Linked DNA regions of Mus musculus: regions 1, 3, 4, 5 and 6 are each linked to region 2. A link is a loop called in an ENCODE intact Hi-C map of the cell type or tissue named here. Cell type or tissue: left cerebral cortex. All regions are shown on one strand.

Region 1 (4,000 bases), 68 kb before region 2:
TAGAAGGATCACAGTCAAAGAGCTGAAAATCCCATGCTTAAGAATCTTCTACCTTGTGGGTGGTGGCTGGGTGGAAGGAAGGGCCAGCCTGGGAGAGTCCTGGGTAAGGAGAGGTGAGTGCCAAAATCCAATAAGAAGTCGAAACCATGACATCTCAACAATACAGTTGGCCAAAAAGGCCTGTGTTGCAATAACACTAGACAACATGCCAAGAGGACACGGGGGAATTGCACAAGGTCCCAACTCTAGAGAAAGAGCTCCAGGCAACTGATAGCAGCTGAGGGGGGAGGGCTTTTCTCCTGGGGGTAGGTTTCAATTCAATCTCAAGTGGCCAGTCGCACACACACACACACACACACACACAAACACACACATAGTCACATACACACAGTCACATACATGCAGTCTCACACTCACACACTGAGTCATATACACACAGTCTCACACACACACAGTCACATACACACAGTCACACACACACATGCAGTCACATACACACATTCACACATACACATACAGTCACATACACACAGTCACACACACAGTCACATACACACAGTCACATATACAGTCACACACACACATACAGCCATATACACACAGTCATACACACAGAGTCACATATACACATTCATACATACACATACAGTCACATACACAGTCACATATACAGCCACACACACACATACAGCCATATACACACAGTCATACACACAGAGTCACATATACACATTCATACATACACATACAGTCACAAACACACAGTCACACACATATAGTCACATACATACAGCCACACACACAGAGTCACATATACACAGTCACACAGAGAGTAACATACACAGTCACATACACACAATCTCACACACACACAGAGTCACATACACACATTCACACATACAGAGTCACACACACAGAGTCACACACACACACAGTCACATACACACATAGTCACATACACACTGCCACACACACATAGACAGTCACATACATACAGTCACACACCCCACAGAGTCACATACACACAGTCACACACACATGCAGTTACACACAGTCTCACACACAGAGTCACATACACACATTCACATACACACACAGTCACATATACACAGTGACATATACACAGTCACACACACAGAATCATATATACACAGTCACACACACACACAGTCACATACACACACAGTCACACCCACACACAGTCACACCCACATATACATCACATACATACAGTCTCTCTCTCTCTCACACACACACACACACAGTCACACATACACAGTTGTGAATTTGAGAGGGAGTAATTAGAGAGGGGTGGGAACAATGTAAATATAGTACTTGTGTAAAGTTCTGAAATACACGCTAATTTTAAATTTTTAGATTAAAAACTATATTTAGAAAGAACACTTCTTTTCAGCAAGGTGAACACAGACACATTGCAGGGAGTCACAACTGGTGGGGACACAGACAATAAACATCTAAGTGTGTCGAGCTTACCCAGATCCATGAAGTTACATATACTAAGATAATCTGAAACACGGAGCCAGCAAAACGCTGGCCAAGCATAACTGATTGTTCGCAGGATGATTGGGAACACACGAATTGGTGACACCAAAAAACAAAACAAAACAAAATAAAACAAAACAAAAAACATGTTTGTGAGACCTGTATGAACTGAAATCTCATAATGTCTCATAAACACATTTCCTTTATAATGATCTACAATGTAAAGTATTATTAAAAATCATTCTAATTCAACCACAACTGGTTTAAAGGCATTGTACTAGCTGGCCACTCACTGTCTTTATTGAGCCTCCATTCTATAGCAGATACCGGGACTAGAACATGGAGACATGGAGGTACGATACAGAAAATCTGTTTACTGAAAATTATAACTCACGCATTAAAAACTGTGATAAAGCATCTTTTCTCCCTCGGAGGTGGGGGGGGGGTGTCACTGTTAGTGACAGCCCCAGAACACTGGCCTGGGTAGACAGTGAGCATCACTTAACAGGAAGGCTCTCAGCTCATAGTGTTCCTCATGAATTCCCACTTCCCCAAAGCTGTTTTGGTCTCAGACTGACGGTGCTGGGTAAATCTCTGGGAAGTCTGGAACAAGCGATCATGTGCCCTCTGTGTCAAAGGCTGGCCCACAGGCCTGTGAACTTGGATAAAGAAGAAAGCTTTCTGGTGAGATAAATAAAGAAACTGGAGAGTAGCAAGCCTGGCTCTCCTTTCATCCACGAGTAGCAGCTGTCAGAGGGCTCTGGACAATCCACCCGTCCTGTTCCTGAAGAGCAGGCAGTCATCACTGAGAACGGTTCCAAAGGAAGCACATTTTAATTTAAAAACAAAAAGTCACAAGTGACAGTTGAACAAATATGAACTTTTGAAACTCCCGTGTTTACATTTGTGATTTCCCCCTATCTGAAACCTCCCCAGCTGCCCGACATCCTGATAAACTCTAAAAGAAGGAAATCAATCTAAAGGCAGGATGGGTGTGGTTGTTGGAGGTCGCCTTGAGCTTGTAGCTATTTACGTGTATGCTGATTAGTCTTTAGGCCACTGGGCAGAAAGGCTTTATGCCACTTGGTACCTTGGTAACACACTTCAAAAGAAGCAACCCCATGTTTAGGCTCCTGTGTTTGGTTCCTACTTTACAAGGAAGCAAGATGCAAGCTCTGCGCATAATGGTTTGCATACACATCAGCCATTTGGAGACTCCTCCCTCTTGGGAAAAGATCCCAGAGTCCTAAGTTGGAAACATCCAGTGTCGTGTTCAAAATGCATCATAAATTTGCCTTCTTTAAATTTTATTAGTAGTAACAAGCCAATAGAAAAGGGATAACAGAGAGGAAAATTCAGCATAAACCACTTCTTCCTGATTAATCAAAACCACATGCGCGCGCACACATATAATCTGGGTGAACTAATTCCCACGGTTGTACAGTGCAGCCCACAGAAAGTATGTGAGCAGGGGATATTGCCAGAGGGGTGAAGGACCCTGGGTGAACCCTGCTGCTTCCTAGCCTAGATCACTAACTTCTCCACACTGAGTGTACTTGTGGTTTCGTCCTCTTCGTTGGAGCCGAAGTATCCTGGGAGGTCCAGCATTCTCTGCTCAGCCTCGGTGAGGCGGAAAGAGGTATTGTCATAGAAGGCGAACTCGGGGTGGATGGGGAAGCTCTGGCATTTATCTTTTCTGAAGTGAGAAGGGCTAAGCTGACTGACTTTCTGGTAGCTATCTTTGAGGAAAATGGGGGAAGACTGCTTCCTTGAGGCACTCCTGTGACTGGGGGACGGTCCCCTGTGAGCTCGGTGAGGCTCCATTTTCTCAGCTCCTGCCACCAATCCGGCCTGACGATCCCCTGGGTCCGGTTTCCTCCTGGGATGCCCCACAGTGTAGGATTTGGAGAGTGGACCCAAAGGACTGCTGGTCCGACCTGCCCCTTGGAAGTGCTCTGGTCTCTCTGGAAGCAGGTGGGTACTTCGACTGGGAGGCCGACATCTATCCTCCATCTGGTCCCAGGTCCGCATCCTGGAACTGTAGGCGGGGACCTGGCGGGGAGTCAGGGCTGACAAACTCCTCTCCCGGAAAGGGCGAGACTGCTTGGTTTCATGAAAACTAGCAGTCCTCCTGAAGAGGGAACTTCTGGAGTGGCACCTCTCCGATGAGCCATCTCTGCCACCGGTCGACCTTATCTGTGACTTTCGGATCAGGGTCTGGCTGGGACTGACCGCACAGCCAGGAGGAGGCACGATGCCATCCAGCCTGGAGGGAGGCCTTTCCCCGGTACCTGCCCCAGGCTGGTCCAGAAATGGAGATTTGATTCGGAACTTGCTTGCTGCAGCCTCTTCGGGGCATTCCAGGTCTAAGGGAGGGCTGGCCGTGGCATCCACTACAGTGTCTGTCAGGGGGCTTTGAGATACGTGGTACACTTTGGTGGTCTCGGTCAGCCCTTTCTTCTTCATCTCCTTCAGCTGCTGCTGGGCAAGGCGGTAG
Region 2 (4,000 bases):
TCTGATACCTCTGGCCTAGGCTGACAGCTGCTCTTACAGACCCACATGTTAGGCACATAATTAAAAACGAGGAAAATGTTTAAAAATAAAAAGACGTCATGCTCAAGTACTTCTAGCATGTAATTTGGCCTAACTTTAAGTGTCTCAGCCAATCTGACTTACACAAAACCAAACAACCGAATTTAAGAATCTCTTTTTTGTTAATTAGTAAAAATTCACATTTCCAAAACAAATGTTAACTTGAAAGTGCACGATGGCCGCTCAGTGGTGGGGCACTCTTTTAATCCCAGCACTTGGGAGGCAGAGGCAGGCGGATTTCTGAGTTCGAGGCCAGCCCGTTCCACAGAGTGAGTTCCAGGACAGTCGGGCCTATACAGAGAAACCCTATAGAAAGAAAGAGAGAGAGAGAGAGAGAGAGAGAGAGAGAGAGAGAGAGAAGAAAGAAAGAAAGAAAGAAAGACAGAAAGAAAGAGGAGAAAGTGCACGATGTGCCCGTAGATCACACAGTTCTAAGAACCATTGCATTTTTCCTCTAGAAATCAAAGCTTAGGCTATACATTTAAAGCTCAAGCCAGAGTCTGTACCACTGCTGTGTCAAGGAGCAAGGGGGAATGTGAAAGGCTGTTGCTGTAGTGAAGAGATTGCTCAATCGTTCCCTTTTGGGGTCTCCCGTGGATTATTATCTCAACCTGACAGACCAGTTAGGCTGGTTTTTACTTGCTACTCAAACCCAGAACAGTCTAAGTTTACTTAAAAAGTAAATCAAACTTTACTGAAGCAGTCTCGGATAAGAGCTTGCCTCGAAAACAATAGGAAAATACCCTAAGTCAGAGCGGACCTGGGTTAGCTGTAAGCACTGACTAGGTGTATCAAACTCCAGAGCGAGGGAGGTTTCATTTCCACCACAGCGAGGAAGACAGAATGCCTCAAGTGAAAACTGGAGACTAAAAGTGCTTTTGGGGACGCGAGCTCTTTTGCCACTCCTGATTTCAGGTCGTACATTTAATTCAGGACAAGATGGCATGTGGTTTCCAGGCACAGAATACATGAATTCGTTGTTTTTCTCTTATCCTTCGCGAGCCCGGCTCTTAAGATTTAAGCTTGCATTCCAAGGCAAGGGCTCACTGCATGACTTCCTAGAACAGAACACGAAGCCTCAAGCCCACTTCCTAAAGTAATTACAAAGCAAGCAGAAAACCCCATGGGGCTGGACCCTGCTGCCTCCTTCGGAAATCCTTCCGGGCGAGGGACCCCGGCTCAGCCCAGAACAAATCATCACCGGTCCAGCAGGAGGGTGGGGACGGCGTTCCGGTGGCGCGCTCGCTCGCCACAAGGCGGAACTGTACCGTCCCGGGCTGCGACCCGCCGAGACCTCCGCTCGCCCGCGCCCCGGCTCCGCTGTCCACCGTGCGGCTGGAGCGGCGGGCCGAGGCCGGTAGCCCCAGGGCCGAGGGTGAGGCCCTGCCCAGCACGAGGGCCGCGGGTCGGCGCGGCCTCCTCCCTACCTTCTCCTCGCCGTCGTAGACGCGCACCCCGCGCTGCTGGATAACCAGGGTCTCGTTGATCTCCAGGAGGCCGCTGGTCCACACGAAGCGGTCCATGGCCGCCACCCGGCCGGCTTCTGCCGCTCGCCGGTGCTCCCGGGCTGCGAGCGGCGCTCCCTGGTGGCCGGCGGGGGTGGGGCGCCCCGACACGGACAGGCGGCGCCCCCTGGCGGCTGCCACTCGCGTGCACATTTGCTCCCCTGTCACTGCCAAACTTGTTGACATGCTTGTTAAAAGCTGTAAATAAGGACTTTTTTTTTATTTCTTCCCAAATAAGTGTTGACAGCAGAGGTTGTGTTTAATATATCTGTAACCAGCATATTATGTAATACACTCTTCTCCGGTTTTTGTTTTAGTCTAATTTTTATTACATTCTGTTTATTTTATGAGGGTTTGTGTGCGTCGGGAACATGCAAGGGCTAGCCTGTGGGAGTCAGAGGATGTTTAATGAGAGCTGCTCCTTTGACCGTGTGGATCTTGGGAGATCAAACTTAGGTTATGAGGCTTAGCAGCAGGCTCCCTTACCAGCTGAACCACCTCACCCACCTACCCACCCACCTTTAAAAAATGACCAATAGCTCCAGATAGATGGAGGTGACATGGAAATAAAGCACCAAACATGCATTTAATGCGACAGATATACATGAAGGCAATATACCCATACACATAAAAAATAATTTTCTTTTTTGTATTAATCATTTTATTCATTTACATTGGAAATTATATTCCCCCGTCCCAGTTACACGTCCACAACCCCTCATCCCATCTCCCCTTCTCCTCCGTCCCCTTTGCCTCTATGAGGGTGCTCCTCCACCCACTCACCTACTCCTGCCTACACTGGAGCATCAAACCTCCGCAGGACCAGGGGCCTCCCCTCCTATTGATGTCAGATAAGGCCATCATCTGCTACATATGGTTTACAATGGTTGGCTGAGAGCATCCCCCTCTGTATTTGTCAGGCTCTGGCAGAGCCTCTCAGGAGACAGTTATATCAGGCTTCTGTCAGCAAGCACTTCTTGGCATCCACAATAGTGTCTGGGTTTGGTAACTGTATATGGGATGGATTCCCAGGTGGGGCAGTCTCTGGATGGTCTTTCCTTCACTCTCTGCTTCACACTTTGTCTCTGTAACTCCTTCCATGGATATTTTGTTCCCCCTTCTAAGAAGGATTGAAGTATCCACACTTTGGTCTTCCTTCTTCTTGAGCTTCATGTGGTCTGTGAATTGTATCTTGGGTATTCTGAGCTTTTGGGCTAATATCCAGTTATCAGTGACTGCATACCACGTGTGTTCTTTTGTGGGTTACCTCATTCAGGATGATATTTTCTAGTTCTGTTTGCCTAAGAATTTCATGAAGTCATTATTTTTAATAGCTGAATAGTACTTCATTGTGTAAATATACCACATTTTCTGTATCCATTCCTCTGTTGAAGGACATCTGGGTTCTTTCCAGCTTCTGGCTGTTATAAATAAGGCAGCTGTGAACATAAAGGAACATGTGTCCTTGTTATATGTTGGAACATCTTTTGGGTATATGCCCAGGAGTGGTATAGCTGGGTCTTCAGGTAGAACTATTTCCAATTTTCTCAGGAACCACCAGATTGATTTCCAAAGTGGTTTTATCAGCTTGCAATCCTAACAGCAATGGATGAGTTTCTCTTTCTCTACATCCTTGCCAGCATCTGCTGTCACCTGAGTTTTCTTTTTTTTTTTTTTTTTTTTTTTTTTTTTTTTTTTTAGACAGGGTTTCTCTGTGTAGCTCTGGCTGTCCTGGAACTCACTTTGTAGACCAGGCTGGCCTCAAACTCAGAAATCTGCCTGTCTCTGCCTCCCGAGTGCTGGGATTAAAGGCGTGAGCCACCACGCCCGGTTTGAGTTTTCAATCTTAGCCATTCTGATTTGTGTGAGGTGGAATCTCTCAAATTCATCTGGAATAACAAAAAAACTCAGGATATCAAAAACAATTCTTAACAATAAAAGAACTTCTGTGGGGATCACCATCCCTGACCTCAAGCTGCATTACAGAGTAATAGTGATAAAAACTTCATGGTATTGGTAGAGTGACAGGCGGGTAGATCAATGGAATAGAAAATGGAATAGAATTGAAGACTCAGAAATAAACCCACACACCTATGGTCACTTGATCTTTGACATAGAAGCCAAAACCATCCAATGGAAAAAAAGACAGCATTTTCCACAAATAGTGCTGGTTCAGGTGGCAGTCAACATGTAGAAGGATGCAAACTGATCCATTCTCATCTCCCTGTACAAAGCTCAAGTCCATGTAGATCAAGGACCTCCACATAAAACCAGATACACTGAATCTAATAGAAGAGAAAGTGGGGAGAACCTTAAATACACCTACACAGGGGAAAATTTCTTGGACACCAATGGCTTAGACTCTAAAAATTGACAAATGGGATCTTATAAACTTGAAAAGGCAAAGGACAATAACA
Region 3 (4,000 bases), 220 kb before region 2:
GCACAGGCAATGGGTTCACGAGTTTTCACATTTGGAATGGAGTGGGGGAATTTGCATTTTAACTAAAACCCAAGATAACTCAGTTGCAATTTGTTCTCTGGATTACATATTATTAATAGTGTATTATTATTAGTATAGTAAATTAATAATGTGTTATTAATATGTATCAAATTGTCAAAGTTAGCAATTGGCATCCCCAGGCTTGGAACACTTTAATGCAAAAAAAATTTTCCCAAACTCTGAAACTATATAATTTGCTTATGAAAATGCCAGAGTTAGCCGGGCGTGGTGGCACACGCTTTTAATCCCAGCACTTGGGAAGCAGAGGCAGGCGGATTTCTGAGTTCGAGGCCAGCCTGGTCTACAGAGCGCGTTCCAGGACAGCCAGGACTACACAGAGAAACCCTGTCTCGAAAAACCAAAAAAAAAAAAAAAAAAAAAAAAAAAAAAAGAAAAGAAAATGCCGGAGTGAAAAATAAGTTACAAAGGGAAGTACTGTCATGACCAATACACAGAACTCTTGAGATATCAATATGATACAATTCAAACAGTTATTATTTCTGAAAGTTAATGTTGAAGGTACCTTGACATAGGAAAATCAGAAGAACAAGTCACACATATTAATTTTATTTAGCACAACGTTTCCTTTCAAGAGTGCTCTGACACTACACACACACACACACAAAACCTGTATTACAGGAAAACCATGAATGTTCCCTAGCATAAAGTAATAAAACTATTATCCTAAATGCTCATATGAGCTTTTTTTTTCTTTGAGAATACCTCATGAGCTTCCACTAATTTTGAAGCCCTGAATTCAAATCCCCAACATCACCAAAAGCACCACATGGCTTCCCTCAGAGACTGACTTCACATTTTTCACCCTGCAGTGTAGGATCCTACAATAAAAATTCATCTTGCAAGTTTAAAATGCTAAGACATTTTAGAATCTTTCTGAAACATCTTTCTCCTTCTGTCAGTTCTCTAGAGCAATCAGCAGAAATAGTCACTCCTTTTGACCACTCCGTTACTTCATTATAGGTCACATCCTGTTCACTTTATTTTGTGCAGACTCCTTCACGGAGTTGATCCTTTCCATCTCCACTGCTATCTTGCTTCAGCACTGAGATAGGCGTTGAGGACAGGCGTGCCCAGAAAGAATACCATGAACCTCTTACAACTTCGAGATGTCTCTATTTGCTCTCCTCTAGTTATCTGTTGAGAGAATGAACTCTGTGCTTACCCATGCTATCTTCACTCTACTTGAATCACCTCCTCAATGGAAGTATACTACTGTCCAGAATGGTAGGACTGTTTTATTCGGAGCTCAACATCGGTAGCTGACATAAACGCACTTTAAATAATGCAGTAGGGAATAAAGGAGGGAAGCATTAACGAGGCTATAAAAATTCTTGGGAAGCATAGAAGATGAAAGAAAACGACCTCTCTTTTCGAGTCCGTACAAAGAGAAGTAACAGCAAGCAGGATGAGGGATAGATTTGCAGCAGAAAGACCGCGGGACAAGAAACAAGACTTGTTGTTATGGCTGTTTGCCACACTCATCACGGCATCGGACAAGCTGCCTTGTCCTTCTACGATTTCTTTCTACCCACACTTCGAACAACCGCTTCCAAGAGCCTACGCTTACAGTATCCAACCCCGGGGGCTGGAAAAAAATGTCGCTGCAAGGCAAGTAGAGGGCAAGCGAGCCCTGGAAGCCCGGCGCGGCCAATAGCTCTGGGCCACCTTACCTCACAGCTCCGGACTGAGCCGCGGGTAGCACAGCCACCGAGACGTCCCGGTTTCCACAGGACAAAGGGAGGCCCGAGAAAGGGCGAGGGCGTAGAAATGCCGGGATTCTGTGGAGCATCGTGTAAATACAAACTCAAACCAGAGCACAGCCGGAAGCACAAGCGCCAAGAAGTGCACAGCTGAACTGGTTCGTCCCTCTGCCAAAAATGTCCTCCGAGATGTTTTCCAGCCTGCACTGTTCCGCTCCTTTTGGATTCCGGTAGGAAACGGAGACCAATCATTATGTTCCTGGGTCTTTGGCTGGCTCGATCCTGCTGCTTCCTTTTTGGATGGAGTGGATATCGAGGTTCCATAAAGATGCAGACCGGAGAAAGTGAACAGGATGAACAACTGAGCTGACTGGAGCCGTAGAGAACTAACAGAACTCCCTGTCCTGCCCTTCCGTGAGTGACGGGGCGAGTCCGCAGCGGTTGTCTCTGTGACAGTTGCTCCTGGTCAAGGTCTGGGGCTAGGTGTTCCTCACCTCTTTTCCGATGAATTAAAAGGAAACAATCCCACGGATTTGCAAAATAAGCAAGATAATTTGAGTCAAGCGATAGTGCAAATTAAAGATGGACTTGCTGTCAATATTGATGGATGCACATGAGGGAAATTGCTAAGGGATCGTGGTTGTTGCTGGAGCCTTCTTTTATGGGGACTGTGGATGAGAACTCCTGGAAAGAAGTTGTGACTGCAGAGACTGATCGGCTGATTAGAACCGTAGTACTTTAGAGAGATTGGAATGTTGCAGGTCTAGAAATTAATTTAATTATCTTATTTTGGGCTGGTTCTAGCACCTCCCCAACCCGGACAACCAGTCCTTGCCACCTCTGTTGGAACTAACCCTTTGAATCTTAGGCCTATAGACCTATTAGAAAAGCTTCCCCAACTTGCTGTATCTACTCCTCTGATATACCCACCGATGTACTTTAACCTTGATTTATAATTTACCTTGTTCTGTAAAACTATAAAAATTTAATGAAACTACTTCCATGTTTGAATGTGGGAACTTGGGTTAATCAAGATCTGTGTATCTGAGCCACAGTCTCTCAAAATGGCTCCAGAATAAAATATCTCTCATTCCATTTAGGATAAGAGTACCAGGGTTTCTGTTTGTTTGTTTTTAACATGGACAATTATAGCGCCACGATATGGGGATCCAAGACAGATCCGGTTCACCTGATGAATCTCTGAATGGAAACTGAGTACCTGCATGGACCCATTGAATTCAGACCAGCTAGTGTTATTTTCTCAGGGATTTTTTTTTTTTTTTGCAACGGTACAGACAATTTTATTACAACTCTTTTCAAGCTTCAAAATGCATTTATCACTGAGGTTAGATCTAATATATAATATACTATATTAATTACAAGGCAGAAGGCATTTATAATCAAATATATTGCATTTCTCTGTACTGGCCAAATATATCTTTGTAAGAACAGGAGCAACAACACACAGTAGTTTATAACTCCAAGTATATTCCTCCAATATCAGAAACATTAAATTAAAACTTATTTTATGCCATTTTCCTCCAACATAAAGATGCATCAAAGCTATCTTCTACATGTCTTAGTGTTGACACTGATAGAACCTAGTGGGGAAACCCCCACTCAATTCCAGATTCAGCGGGCACCCAAAGAATCATGAATAGACCACCCTGATGTAGTTACATGAGGTAGTTTAATGACGGAGCTCCGGACCAACATGCAGCCTACACAGGAGATAATGGATGTCGGCCATGAGGTTCAGAAGCTAGGGGTTTTTATGGGGTAAGGGGCTTAGGGGTGTGGAATTCAGCATAGCAACACACTATTGGCTTATTCAAACATCAGCAGAAAAATTACATGTACGTGCAGGGTGTCAGAGTTCTGTGAGTTGTTGACTCAGTTCAGATAGCCCTGTTATGTCCTCACATTCCTCTTTATCTTTAAGGTTAAGCTGTTCCCAGGAATATTTTAACTACGGGGCATACCCGGGTTAGTTTTTTCTTTTTTCTCAGCCCCAGGCAGCCTCTAGGCTCACAAACAACCAGCAATTTCTGAGTACTTTATATGACTTACAGGTCTTGAAATTTCATCTTTCTTTCAACACCTAAAAAGTTATGTATTCCGTGAAAACACCCACTACCATATATATGTGTGTGTGTGTGTGTGTGTGTGTGTGTGTGTGTATTTCCTTTAGTAGATAAAAGGATCTTTAAAATTAACTA
Region 4 (4,000 bases), 190 kb before region 2:
TTGTGCTCCTTTTAAGTGTTACGTGTACTTCTGGAAATACCACCTAAAACAAAGGACCACTGGCTGCTCTCCCTCTCTAGGTCCTGTGCCATTGATGCTGAGTGGTGGATTTGGTGGGATTTGCCTGTGGCTTGCTGTGTATCCGGTGGATTGTATCAAATCTAGAATTCAAGTTCTTTCTATGACTGGAAAGCAGACAGGACTCGTCAGGACCTTCCTGAGTATCGTAAAGAATGAAGGTGAGTCTGATGTGTGCAGAGATGAGTGTGTTCACAGTGACCTGGGTTAGTCCGCCCTGTGACCTCCTCTTTCCTTCCTGCCTGCCTGCCTGCCTCCTGCCTTTTTCTTAGTACTGTGTTCATGTGTCCACCTTCTATCTCCAAACCTTTTGCTTTAGCTTTTATTTTCATTATTCTCAAAAATGTTTAAAATTTTTTTTCTAACTTTTGGGCCATGTATCTGGCAGGATTCTTTGTGTTCTAAATACCTTGGTGGGGGGGGGGCATTTTAAGATGCAGACTTTGTTAGTGTTAGAGGGAAGGATGCTTTGAAGCCAGCAGCATCACCTCATTTACATAGACTAAACATGCACAGCCCTGACCGGATCACCAAGGCTTTTAAAGACCTCAATGAGTGTATTACATTCCTATTTCATTGCAAAGAATGTAATAGAGCATCTTTAGCAATAACATTTCTGAGATGAGAAATGGTCTAAGCAGTTTTTAACGTGAATCAGTTTTTAGAGTTATGCAGGAGGATGCAGACTTTTAAAGTCATGTTTATATGACATCAACTTTGTGCAACCAAAGACCTGATCTGTCTTTCTGGCATCCACCATTTAGATATCTTAAAACTAGGGTTATGGGAAGATTTGAAGAAAAGAAAGAGATATGAAATGATATATTGGAACCTGAAGATATAATTATACTGTAATCTTGAAAATGAAATAATTTAAAAGAAGTAGATGACGTATATGGTCAAAACATCATTATCTGAAAAACAGCAAAAAAAAAATAATGCCTTGGCTTAAGAACCTGTGCGTTGGTTTAAAGAGAGGGAGAACACAGCGACAGAGAGACACGGAGACATGCTTAAACTCATGTCCCAAATCAAATGCAGGAACCTTGTATATTACCACTACTCCCAATTGTCATCTCCACTTTTGCCTGGCTCACCCTAGTTCAGTCTCCCTCATGACCACGCTGAGCAGACTAATACTAGAAACACACTTCGGGTTCTCTTGCTAGTCGCTTGGCTCCTCAGTGGCCTCCACCTGGCCATGTTAGGCCTTTGCTTTGCCATGTCTATACTGCAGGAGTCCTGCAGGCTTAGAAATCGATTTGTTATTTAAGTACCAAAGAGCTTTCTGTAGTCTGTTGAGGGGAACGTAAACTAGTCCTTTTATCTCGTGGGTTCTGGTGCTGTTGTCTGAATTTGTGGGCGCAGTCTCTTCTGTGTACGTGTACGTGTGTGTGTGTGTGTGTGTGTGTCCCTGTGCCAGAATGCTGTCACGATTTTTCGATCGCCCTTTTGCCTTCCAGGAATAACAGCCTTGTATTCTGGACTGAAACCCACCATGATCCGCGCATTCCCTGCCAACGGGGCACTGTTTTTGGCCTATGAGTACAGCAGGAAGTTGATGATGAACCAATTGGAAGCATGGTGAAGTGTCCTGGTGTGCCTGGATTCAAGGCAGGCGTTTAGTGACTGGTCAACTCAGGGTTTCAGGGAGTACAAGAACAATGTAGAATTATGTGATTCACTGGAACTTTGAACTTGTCTTCCCTTCTTCTATTCAAAGTCTTGGATTTTTTGTGGACGGTCCTCCATTCTACACAGTATAATTTCTGCCTGTTATTGAACCCAAACAGAAAAGTCCACCCTTGGTAGAGTGAGTATACAGGGGAACTGGTGGCCTTATACACTAGCCTTATGCACCAGCCTCGTGCAGACTGCCTTCATTTCAGGACAAATTCAGTGGAAGTCAGTGGTACACATGCAATTATGATGGCCCTGTCACCACAGGAAAACAAGACTTTGTTCTGGGTTTAATTATAAATGGTGACCAATTTTTAGGTAGATGGTTGTAGATGATTGCTTATAAATGATCCTAGTTAGAAGGCTGTTGCTAAAAGCTGCTGAGCCTGTGCACTAAGAGGCTAACTTTTTTTTTTTTTTTAAACTTTTTGTGGTATATTAAAGCTAAAATATCCCTCTATATTTTTAGGAAAACCTATATGCATAGTTGTGTGGCTTCTACGTTCTTGATGAAGTTTCAGGGTGGACATCCTGGATTTTTCTCATGACGTTTATTCCCTCACAGTGCAGTTCATCTTCTAGGTGGGCTTCTCATTCTACCCTCTGGTACTGGGAGGTGTGGCCAGAGCGTTAGACCTCTGGGGGGCAGCAGAGGACACACCGCCTCCTCACTCAGAGCTTCCTCCCTCTGTGCTGCTCCTGAAAGACAGGGACTGCCCTGCCCTGCTCTCTTGAAAACCAACAGAGGTTCTTGCCTGCTCTCAGCAGGAATCCAGGGTGCACCTTTGGTACTGGATCTGAGGCCACTCTGAGCCCACTGTGTCTCACCAATCAGACGCCCTTTCAGGAAGCAGAAAGGAAGTCTGGGCTCCCCGCTTTGATCACAGGGTTCTACTAATGGAGACATCCGAAGGAGCCCGTTAACTGGGTACCCTTTCTGAAGCTCACTTTTGGGTCCATGATTCCTTGATCTGCTTCTGTATTTGGAGCTGGCAGTTTATGAATTTCAATGACTGTAGATGATATATAACTTTGGAAAGCATTGTGACATAATAAAGGTATTTTTATTAAATTAGGGTAGTATGTATGTAGCAACCAAAAAACTGGACCCCACATTTTTCTTCTTTGGCTGTGGGGTCTTCTCGCCATAGAGATCAGGCACATTGTCTGTACTGCTCCAAGACCAGGGGGATGGTAGTGGGCGCTGTTCCCACTCTGCCTGTAAGGCTGAAGGAGGTAGGTTGACCTTACCACAGTGTCAGGAGTACAAGGGTCAGGAAAGCAAAGTATTTCCAAAAGCGGGGTGGGGAGGGACACCCGTCAGCATTCCTGGAGAAAATTCGGCATTCATGAGAAAACTGTCTTTCTACTCCAGTGCTCTCAGTGACCAATGGCTACTGAGTGCTGCTTCATCTGAACTGATCTGAATTGAGGCAAATGTAGGGTTGGCTTCCTGCAGGAAGACTGTTCAAAGCCAAGCTCTTTCCCTTCTAGGTGCCTGGGTCTAGTGCACATTAGTCTTGTTGGCAGCGTGTCTCCTCAGTCTGGCTATTGTGATCTTTCCCATAGAAAGAGTCAGGAACGAGGGGAAGGGAAAGATAGAGGCCTAAGGTGAAATTTTAAAAAACTCAATCTGTTGGTTTGATTTGTGGTTTCATGTTTGGGTGCAATTGTTCTTGAGACAAAAGTAGAACTTTGAAATACTTTATTTAAAGAAACGAGTGCTCTGTCATTATTAAATAAACCTAATGTAAGTCTATGAAGAGTTTCACTTAAATACATTTATATAAAGAGCCAATGTTAAAGAGTTATGGATAATAATTCTTCAAGGTGGTGGTTGTATTGGAACAAGTGTTCTTTCTGTCAGCTAGATTCCTGGTATAAAATAATTTGACTGCAGGGAAGTTGACAGAAAGCATTACTTCTGTATGCTACAACCCTTTAAAATTGTGCTCTGCCTCCACCCATGTGGTGGTTTGAATGAAAATGTGGCCATAGTCTCATATTTGGATGTTTAATCACTAGGGAATGGACCTGTTTGATAGGATTAGAAGGATTGGAGGCGAGGCCTATTGGAGGAAGTGCCATACTGTGGATGGCCTTTGCCTAGTCTCTCAACCCCAGAGTTTTCATGCCTGAGTGCTCCCTGCTGGATAATGGAGTAACCCTCTGAAACTGTAAGCAAGCTCCTGATTAAATGCTTTCATTTCTAAGACTTGCTCTGGTCGTAGTGTCTGTACAT
Region 5 (4,000 bases), 210 kb before region 2:
ATAAAATACACATGGGATTTGACTTTCCTTCCCTCATTTCCACAAATGCCATAAAAATTCCCAAAGGAAAAAAACACATAAAAGAAATTGTCCCCTTTCAAACATTGTCCTAACAACTATTTCACCGATGCAACATTCTCCTTTTCTTTCACATAGTTTTACAGAAATCCAAATCTATGTTTGTTTTTCTCAGTGTCAAAGATTGGTTGTACTGACTCCAAACAAGACCCAAGGGAGTTTGCAACAGAAGTTCTATCAGTAGTCAAGAATACTTAGTGGGTATGAGGATGTGTAATTAGAGCATTAATTTCTTTCTCCTCGATCACCAAGTGCACATTTGAATCCAAGATGTTCTGTGTTTGTGATTTGCTTGCAACTCCAGTTTCACACTGCGTTATCTGCCCCCCACCCCCTGCCCCATGATGTCATTAACCTGCACATTGTGAAATTCTGGTACACCGACAAAGGTTTGATTCCTGTAGTCAGTCAGTCTGTCCTCTCACCTGCGTCAAACCTGCTGCCTTACTGGCCAGCCACACTGATATCTTGCATAATCCCAAGGGTAGTCACCATTACCTTGAGCAGAGAGTCCTGTGTGTGACTGTTTGTTCATTTGGAAGTCAGCCCTGAGACACACTTTGTTGTCCAATGAGAGCAGTGTTCTTTGCCTGTGACATGCTGTTTTCAAGAGGACAGAGAGGTAGGTCAGCAGTTAAGAGCACTCACTTGTCTTAGAGTTTCTATTCCTGCACAAACATCATGACCAAGAAGCAAGTTGGGGAGGAAAGGGTTTATTTAGCTTACATTTCCACATTGCTGTTCATCACCAAAGGAAGTCAGGACTGGAACTCAAGCAGGTCAGGAAGCAGGAGCTGATGCAGAGGCCATGGAGGGATGTTACTTACTGGCTTGCTTCCCCTGGCTTGCTCAGCCTGCTTTCTTATAGAACCCAGGACTACCAGCCCAGGGACACCCACAAGGGGCCCTCTCACCTTGATCACTAATTGAGAAAATGCCTTGCAGCTGGATCTCATGGAGGCACTTCCCCAACTAAACTCCTTTCTCTGTGGTAACACCAGCCTGGATCAAGTTGACACACAAAACCAGCCAGTACAATTGACACTCCCCCCTCAACTTGACACACAAACACATCACTATAAAGGAAGCACACAAGGAAGACGGCTCACCACTGGTACCTCTTGTTGTTCAAGGGACAACTTTGCCTTGCAGCCTCCACAGGTGCCAGCATGCATGTTTTCATACATACACATCAATTTCAGAATTAAAGGAATCTTTAAAAACGTGAAAAGGCTCATAGGGAGGCTGAAGCGGAGTGGGAAGCTGGTGGTGTAGGGGTCACATGACCCTGAGACTCTTCCAATTGAATAGGGCTAGAGTTAAAGATAGTTTTATCACTCCTGTGAACCACAGTTTTCTTAAGTATTCCCTGCTCCTTTTGATTTTATGATTCTTTTTTAAAGATTTATTTTATTTATGTGTAGTGTGTGTGTGTGTGTGTGTGTGTGTGTGTGTGTACCCCTGAAGGAACCTGCAGATGCTTACAGAAGCCAGACGGGGGAGCTGGATACACACCAGCGCTGGACTTGGGCGCTACCAGATGTGGGCTAAGAACTGAATTTTAGTTTCGTTCTGTTGCAGCAATGAAACACTGTTGCCTAAACTGCAGCTTGGAAAAGGTTTATTTGGCATTCTCTTCCAGATTGACGGAAGGCAGGAAGTCAAGGCAGAAGCCATGTAGGAATACAGATTACCGACTCACTTTCTTGGTTGATCTCTGGACGATGCTTTTTTCCCCCCTCCAATCCAGGACTTCCTGCCAGAGGAATGACACCACCCATAGTGGGCTGGGCTCTCCAGCATCAATTACTGATCAAGACATTGCTGCTACGGACCTTTCCATCCTCAGACTGACTGGATTTAGGCAATCCCTCTACTGATTCTAGGCTGAGTCAAGTTGATAAGTATCAAAGGTTCTTTACCTCTGCGCCCTCACTCCAGCGTCACTTTGAGCTTCTAATTAAAGCCTCAGGAATATATCGCTGGGAACTATAAAACCTGCAGCGGCAGCTTATATTGTTGTCTTTTCCATAATGTTCCTGGGAATGGATTTCCTTAGGGGAGAAAGAATGAAACCTAAAGCGACACAAAATAGACAATCAGACAAGCAACTAAAACCTAGGGATGTAGCTCTGTTGGCAGAGCGCTTGCCTAGCATGCAGGAAGCCCCACGTTTCATCCCAGCCACCTCACAAATCCAAGCCTGGTGGAACAAACCTGAAATTCCTTCTCTTGGAAGGGGGAGGTAGGAAGATCAGGAAGTTCCTGACCACCCTCAGCCATATAGCAAGTTAAGCCTGGGCTATGCGAGACCCTGTCTGTAGACAAATAAACAGATGATTTAAAAAGCTGCCCATAAGGGAACTTATAGTTCACCACTACCATTCTAGTACTTTCCATTTACTGTTAAAGCCACAGCCTCCTGGGGCTGGATAACGCTGGGAGACCTCAAGGTGAGTCCTCCCGGAGGCTGCCAGCTCGGCAGTCAGCGAGGAGAGCAGATTTCCGTTTCCTTGGCCAGCCTTCGGGAGGGAGGGGCGGAGGGGGCCTCGCGTGGGGGAGGGCCGGTAGGGCGGGACTTCGAGAGGGCGGGCCCTCAGGAGGGCGTGGCCTCCGGAGGGAGGGCTGGTGGAGGGGGTCTCAGGAGGGAGGGCCCGAGGGCCGGACCCACAGGGCGACCTTAAAAATTGCCCGGGGGCCCGCGGCCGCCAGCGGAGCGCGCGGGCGGCAGAGGGCGAGCCGGACACAGCCAGGCGCGGCGGTGAGGCTGCGGGAGCGGGCGGGAGCGAGCGAGTGGGCGACCGGCCCGGCTGGGGAACGCGGCTGACAGTCCCCGCCCTGCCGCACACGTGCCGCGGCTCCGGGCGCGCGCACCGGGCTCGCTGCGGGGTCCCGGGAGACGCGGAGGTTCGGGCGGGCGGGCGCGGTGGCCAGTGTGCGCGCGCTGCGCGGAGCAGAGCAGAATCCGGGTCAGGCCGGGTGAAGCGCTCCGCAGCTGCGGCAGTAGTTGGCACCCCGGTTGTCCCGGGCTGGGCCCGAGGGGTTCGATTGATGGTGGTGGCAGGCAGGCGGCCTTCTGCAGCCCAGCTGCAGCTCCAGCTGCAGCTCCAGACGGGTCCCTCCTTAGCGAAAGGCAGCCTCACCTGCGCTGAGCACCCGGGAAGTTCTTTCTGGCACCCTAGGAACCAGTGGTTGTGTCGGCGGCGTTGTTTCTGGGACTGCTGGGTAGTTTGAAGGAAGAGGGTGAGACGCTCAAAGGATTCGGGGTTTCTACTCCAAATGGTACAGCAGGCTCCTAAATTAGTTTAAATCCGCGCAGACCGGTCTGGTTTTTGCAGGTCCTGCATATCCCCCAAGCCACAGGTGATACTCAGGTCCTTGTGCATTCTTTCTGGGTTCATCTGTTAGTAGCGTTTCTGTCTTCTATAATTTGACAGATACCCCTGAGAAGGGGGCTAAGTGTTAAGAGTACTTTCCTGGTATGCAGGAAGTTAGGTTTAATTCCCAGCACGGGAAAGCACTTAAAAAAATATATCTTTTTAAAATTGTAATTAACATCATTTCCTCCCTTCCCTTTTCTACGCCTAACCCCTTCGGTGTAACCATATCCCCTACCCCCTTTCAAATTCATGGCCTCTTTTTCTCAGGACATATAATGCTACTTGTCTCTATATGGTGGATAACCAACTGGGGACTGTACTCTGGGGAAGACTATGCCCCCATTCCCAGCTTTCCTTACTCGTTTGTAGTTCTTTGTCAAGGGTTGAGACCCCCTCCCCCGAGATTTCCTTATCCATGTTAGTGTGTCTATTGCTTTCATCCTCATGTAGGTCTTGTCCCCAAGTTGATGCGACTTCATGGCCTTTCTAACATTTCTAGGAGACTCAAGTTCACAGCAAACTTACTGTCCCTTTGGCTCTTG
Region 6 (4,000 bases), 380 kb before region 2:
AGTTTGAGGCCAGCCTGGTCTACAGAGTGAGTTCCAGGAGAGCCAGGGCTACACAGAGAAACTCTGTCTCGGGAAACAAAAAAACAAAAAAAACCAAAAAACCTTTTAACCTTTACTGCCCCCTCTTTCCTATTGCTGTGAAATAACACTGACCAAGGCTACTCACAAAAGCAAGCTTGTGTTTCAGAGGCTTAGGGTGAGGATGAGCAAAGGCATGGTGGCAGCCTAGAGAGACATCCTGGGAATTTGAAATCTCAAAGCCTACCCCAAAGACACCTCCTAATCCTTCCCCAACAGGTCTAGAAGCTGGGGCCAAACACAAGCCTGTGGGGCCATGCTCATCCAAATCACCACATTTCCCCCTCTCTGTGTGGGGGTCATGAGTAGACTTCTCTCTCCCTCCCTCTCTCTCTCGCTGTGGTTTATGTATAGACTAGCTATATATGGCTGTTAAGCTTAGTATCAGGACACCTGAGCCACCCAATTTGAGATTTAATTTTCATTACACATTACTTGGTTTAAATTTAGATGGTTACATGTAGCAGTGGCTGTTGCAAGTTTGCCCTTCAAGTGTTGGTATTGAGTTACAGTCCTATCCCTGGTGCTCCTCCGTGCCTTCCATGCACACGGACTCTGTTGCCACACTACCATGTTTGTTTTGAGGGTGAAAGGTTCTATCTTCTTTTGATTTATACTTCCCCAGTGGCAAATGAGAAGGGCTGTTTCCACATATTTACTGGTCATTTATATTCTAATGTACTCCTTAGGATTCATTGCTGTTTCTAAGAGGGTTGTCTTAAAATAACTAGGCAACATTTGTTCTTTGAAAAACCCCAAGGTAAGATAGTACTTGACCCTGACAAAGCCAAAGCCTGCCTAAAAGCTGCCAGGCAGCAGTCTTTGCCCAGTTATGGCTAATTTGGTAGTGACACACCACTGAGCTTAGACAATATCTGCCATAGCAAGCATAAGATAAAATTTTATTTTCTCAACTATTATCTTTGTGGATTGAGCTACCATTACAAGAGAAAGTAAAACAGTTTGCCCATGTATCTAATCCTGTATCATAAAAGCCCATGTGTGGTATGAGTAGACAGACCCTGCTGTGAGTGGCGGGAGAAGCTCTCACAGCATGGCTGAGGGTTGTTTTGCAAGGTGATTCTTCAGGCTAGTGTGGGTAAGTAGGAGTGTAAGCAGTGGAACGACAGGGCTGGGGTAGCGTTTGCCTCGAAGGAAGAGCTAATAAGCTGTATCCTTGGTTATTTCATCTGCTGAATTGACCTCATGACCTCAATTAGTCAATATTGTTGAGAGCCAAAGTTTATATATTGATAAGGTAATCCAAATATGGATGTGTGGAAAGTTTAAATCCAACCTTTATTTGGGGATTTTATCAAATTGTGGCTGGTTGGGCCGTCTGATGAGATGGCTCTCTTGGTCTCTGTGGCCTGGTCCCCGTGGCCAGCTGTTGCGGAACCCCTTTGCACTCCAAGTTACTGCCACTCTCGCCAGCTCTCCTCTGGAGCTCAGACCTTGCCCAGTTTTCCCATTCCAAAGCCTGGCTGAATCCCCTCCCCCTCAAGGCTAAATTCCTTCCCTCCAGCCCACCTGAGTGGCAGAGAATGGAAAACACCAGACAATCTTAGTTTAGAATCAACAGATAACACAACCGCTGTGGGCAGAAACTATCATCCTAAACTCATCAAGTATTCTATGTTGGAAATCTTCTGGTGGCAGAATCCGCCATCAAATCTAACAGTTGCCGGTCTACATCTTGTTTCTTTTCCTCACCATTCAAAAAGGCTAACTTCCTCCTGCGTCCCCTTTTTCTCTCTAGGACTGGAAGGCCTGCCTCTCTGTTTTCTCCCAGCGATTGACTTCTTGTTGTTTTTATTATCCGATCTATTAATTAGGGGGAAATTCCGCTAAAGGAAAGAACTCTGCAGACCTCCGTTTCAAAGTGCCTGGCAGAACTCTCTCCTTGGATCTTGTGCAGTTACCATTTCCCCAATCTGAAGCCTTCCATCATATCCATACAGTGCTTGGAGTTTGGGCCAAATTTCTACCTTTTGCAAACTTCTCTGATCTCACCCACGCACTGGTTGGTTTTTCCCCAGAGCTCCTGCTCAGATGAAAATAGCCCTGCATTTTCTTGATAAAGCCTCTTGGTCTGTAGAAGCGCTTGTCTTTCTGCCTTCAGTGGCCAAGTCATTGAAGACTTGATAGTACTGGCTGTTAGCTTAAAGGTAAACTACAACAAGCCTTTATTTGGCTTGGCTTCTCAGTAAAGAGGGTTTCTGAAAGTAATCATAATTTACTGTGATCATCAAAGAAGCATAATTACTGTTGTTACGTGCAACTCTGAACTATAAGAGGATCAACACTTTGCAAAGTGATTTCTATGATAATGCTTAAAGGCCCTAAAAAGATGTTGTTGTGATTACAATTAACCTTGGCCCCACTAGGTGCCGCTGTGGTACCAACCAAAAATAAACCCCTGCTCTCCTGGCCCTTTCTGCTCTTGAGGTCATCCTGTCCATTTTCTTGGACCCCCTCTCCTGACTCCGTGGACTTTGAAATTTCTGAGTTCAGGGATTGGTTAACAAATGGCAAACTGGGAAAGACAAATTTTCCATTTCATTCTAAACAAAATTCCCTTTGCTGTTTAAGCAGGTTTCAGTCTTCAACAAGAACTCTTGGTCCTTGATTGCGTCTGAAACACATTACTTAGAACATTAGTGGTTCTCACCCTTCTTAATGCTTCAGCTCTTTAATAGAGTTCCCCACGTGGTGATGACCCCCTAACCATAAATTTATTTTCATTGCTACTTATAATTATATACTATAATTTTGCTGTTGCTATGATTGTAGTATAACTATCAGATATGTAAGATATCTGATAACCCCTGTGAAGGAAAAGGCCATTTAACCACAAAGGGGTCATGACGCACAGGTTGAGAACCACCGACTTGGAACAGTTACTCTCACATGATTCCTTTGTCGAGGCTTTGTCGAGGCTTACAGAACCAAGCACCCTTTTCTTCTTGGACTTCCACATTCTTACACACCTGCAGCCGTATTCCTAGGACTCCTGTGTAAGTCTTTTACCTTTCTGAGTTTAATTTTTTTTTTTTTTTTTGAAACAAAGAGTCTCACTATGTACCCTTGGCTGGCCTGGAGCTTCTGAATAGACCGGAGTAGCTTGCCTCTGCCTCCCGAGAGCCGGAATTAAAGGTGTGTGCTGCCATCCCAGCCAGTTACTTTTTTTTCTTTCTTTCCCCCTTTAAAAACAAAACACAGGGCCCCTCTGCAGTGCTGACTGTCCTGAAATTCTCTATTGTAGACTAGGCTAGCAGCTACCTTGCCTGCCTCTAGCTAAATGTTTGTCTTCATTTTGTTATAAAGATCTTACAAACAGTGGGAGGTGGGAGGGACCCTCTAGAAACTACCAGAGGAGGTGAGAGACTCTAAGGACTCAATGGGGTACCTTAGCCAAAATGCCCTACATCGTGGGGAGGGAACTCAGAGTCCACCTCTAGGAGATAGACAGGGTCTTAAGCAGAGGGGCATGGCAACTAACTACAGGTAACATTTCTGATCCTGGAGTGTTCCTGTCTAAAAACTGCAGGGAAGAGACTGAAGGAAGGGTAGTCAAATTACCGGCCCAACTTGGTATCCATCTTATGGGAAGGTGCCAAGGCCTGACACTATTCCCGATGCTATGTTGTACTTACAGACAGAACCTGGCATGTCTGTCCTCTGAGAGTCCCTACCAGCAGCTGAATGAGATAGAAGCAGATACTTACAGCCAACCATTGGACTGAAGTCAGAGACCCCTGTGGTTGAATTAGGGGAAGGATTGAGGAAGCTGAAGGGGAGGGTGACCCCATAGGAAGACCAGCAGTGTCAACTTACCCAGACCCCAGGGAGCTCCTATAGACTGAGCCACCAACCACACCAACCAGTAGCATACACAGACCAGTCTGAGGGCCCTGGCCCA

Evidence for each region. Hi-C counts contacts between places; a loop is a spot of excess contacts. Peaks named below come from ENCODE experiments on the same cell type or tissue, not always from the same donor. Only the 100,000 strongest peaks of a DNase experiment are listed, where the experiment ranks them.
Region 1: it touches region 2 in a loop (6-fold over the local background); 7 of 42 quality-filtered maps call a loop at or near these places.
Region 3: it touches region 2 in a loop (7-fold over the local background); 10 of 42 quality-filtered maps call a loop at or near these places.
Region 4: it touches region 2 in a loop (5-fold over the local background); 14 of 42 quality-filtered maps call a loop at or near these places.
Region 5: a loop joins it to region 2, with 5 times the contacts of the local background. A loop is called at or near these places in 13 of 42 quality-filtered maps.
Region 6: it touches region 2 in a loop (4-fold over the local background); 8 of 42 quality-filtered maps call a loop at or near these places.

Annotation. Positions count from the first base shown.
Region 1 is chr8:22,258,698-22,262,697 of GRCm38, reverse strand. Thsd1 (thrombospondin, type I, domain 1) reads right to left here. Exons shown (of 5, transcript NM_019576.2): 5 at 1,364-4,000. The coding sequence ends at 3,028. Among named protein-coding and RNA genes, the nearest start is that of Tpte, 23 kb to the left of the region's middle. In left cerebral cortex, no CTCF peak of the experiment used is centred here; no DNase peak of the experiment used is centred here; H3K27ac peaks cover 780 bases.
Region 2 is chr8:22,190,472-22,194,471 of GRCm38, reverse strand. It overlaps Vps36 (vacuolar protein sorting 36), which reads right to left and starts at 1,639. Exons shown (of 14, transcript NM_027338.2): 1 at 1,506-1,639. The coding sequence starts at 1,601. In left cerebral cortex, CTCF peaks have their summits at 1,462 and 1,694 (motif pointing left); DNase peaks (open chromatin) are centred at 1,319 and 1,646; H3K4me3 peaks cover 1,296 bases; H3K27ac peaks cover 1,179 bases.
Region 3 is chr8:22,409,336-22,413,335 of GRCm38, reverse strand. Mrps31 (mitochondrial ribosomal protein S31) reads right to left here and starts at 1,996. Exons shown (of 7, transcript NM_020560.2): 1 at 1,752-1,996. The coding sequence starts at 1,870. In left cerebral cortex, a CTCF peak has its summit at 1,713; a DNase peak (open chromatin) is centred at 1,976; H3K4me3 peaks cover 1,963 bases; H3K27ac peaks cover 1,018 bases.
Region 4 is chr8:22,375,523-22,379,522 of GRCm38, reverse strand. Slc25a15 (solute carrier family 25 (mitochondrial carrier ornithine transporter), member 15) reads left to right here. Exons shown (of 7, transcript NM_181325.4): 6 at 81-239; 7 at 1,542-3,973. The coding sequence ends at 1,666. Among named protein-coding and RNA genes, the nearest start is that of Slc25a15, 21 kb to the left of the region's middle. In left cerebral cortex, a CTCF peak has its summit at 2,390 (motif pointing right); a DNase peak (open chromatin) is centred at 2,438.
Region 5 is chr8:22,397,279-22,401,278 of GRCm38, reverse strand. It overlaps Slc25a15 (solute carrier family 25 (mitochondrial carrier ornithine transporter), member 15), which reads left to right and starts at 2,658. Exons shown (of 7, transcript NM_181325.4): 1 at 2,658-2,839. It overlaps 1810012K16Rik (RIKEN cDNA 1810012K16 gene), which reads right to left and starts at 2,558. Exons shown (of 3, transcript NR_045473.1): 1 at 2,296-2,558; 2 at 2,001-2,132; 3 at 1,688-1,834. In left cerebral cortex, no CTCF peak of the experiment used is centred here; DNase peaks (open chromatin) are centred at 1,656, 2,665 and 2,894; H3K4me3 peaks cover 1,917 bases; H3K27ac peaks cover 1,612 bases.
Region 6 is chr8:22,572,175-22,576,174 of GRCm38, reverse strand. No RefSeq gene overlaps it. Among named protein-coding and RNA genes, the nearest start is that of Vdac3, 20 kb to the left of the region's middle. In left cerebral cortex, a CTCF peak has its summit at 2,462; a DNase peak (open chromatin) is centred at 2,475.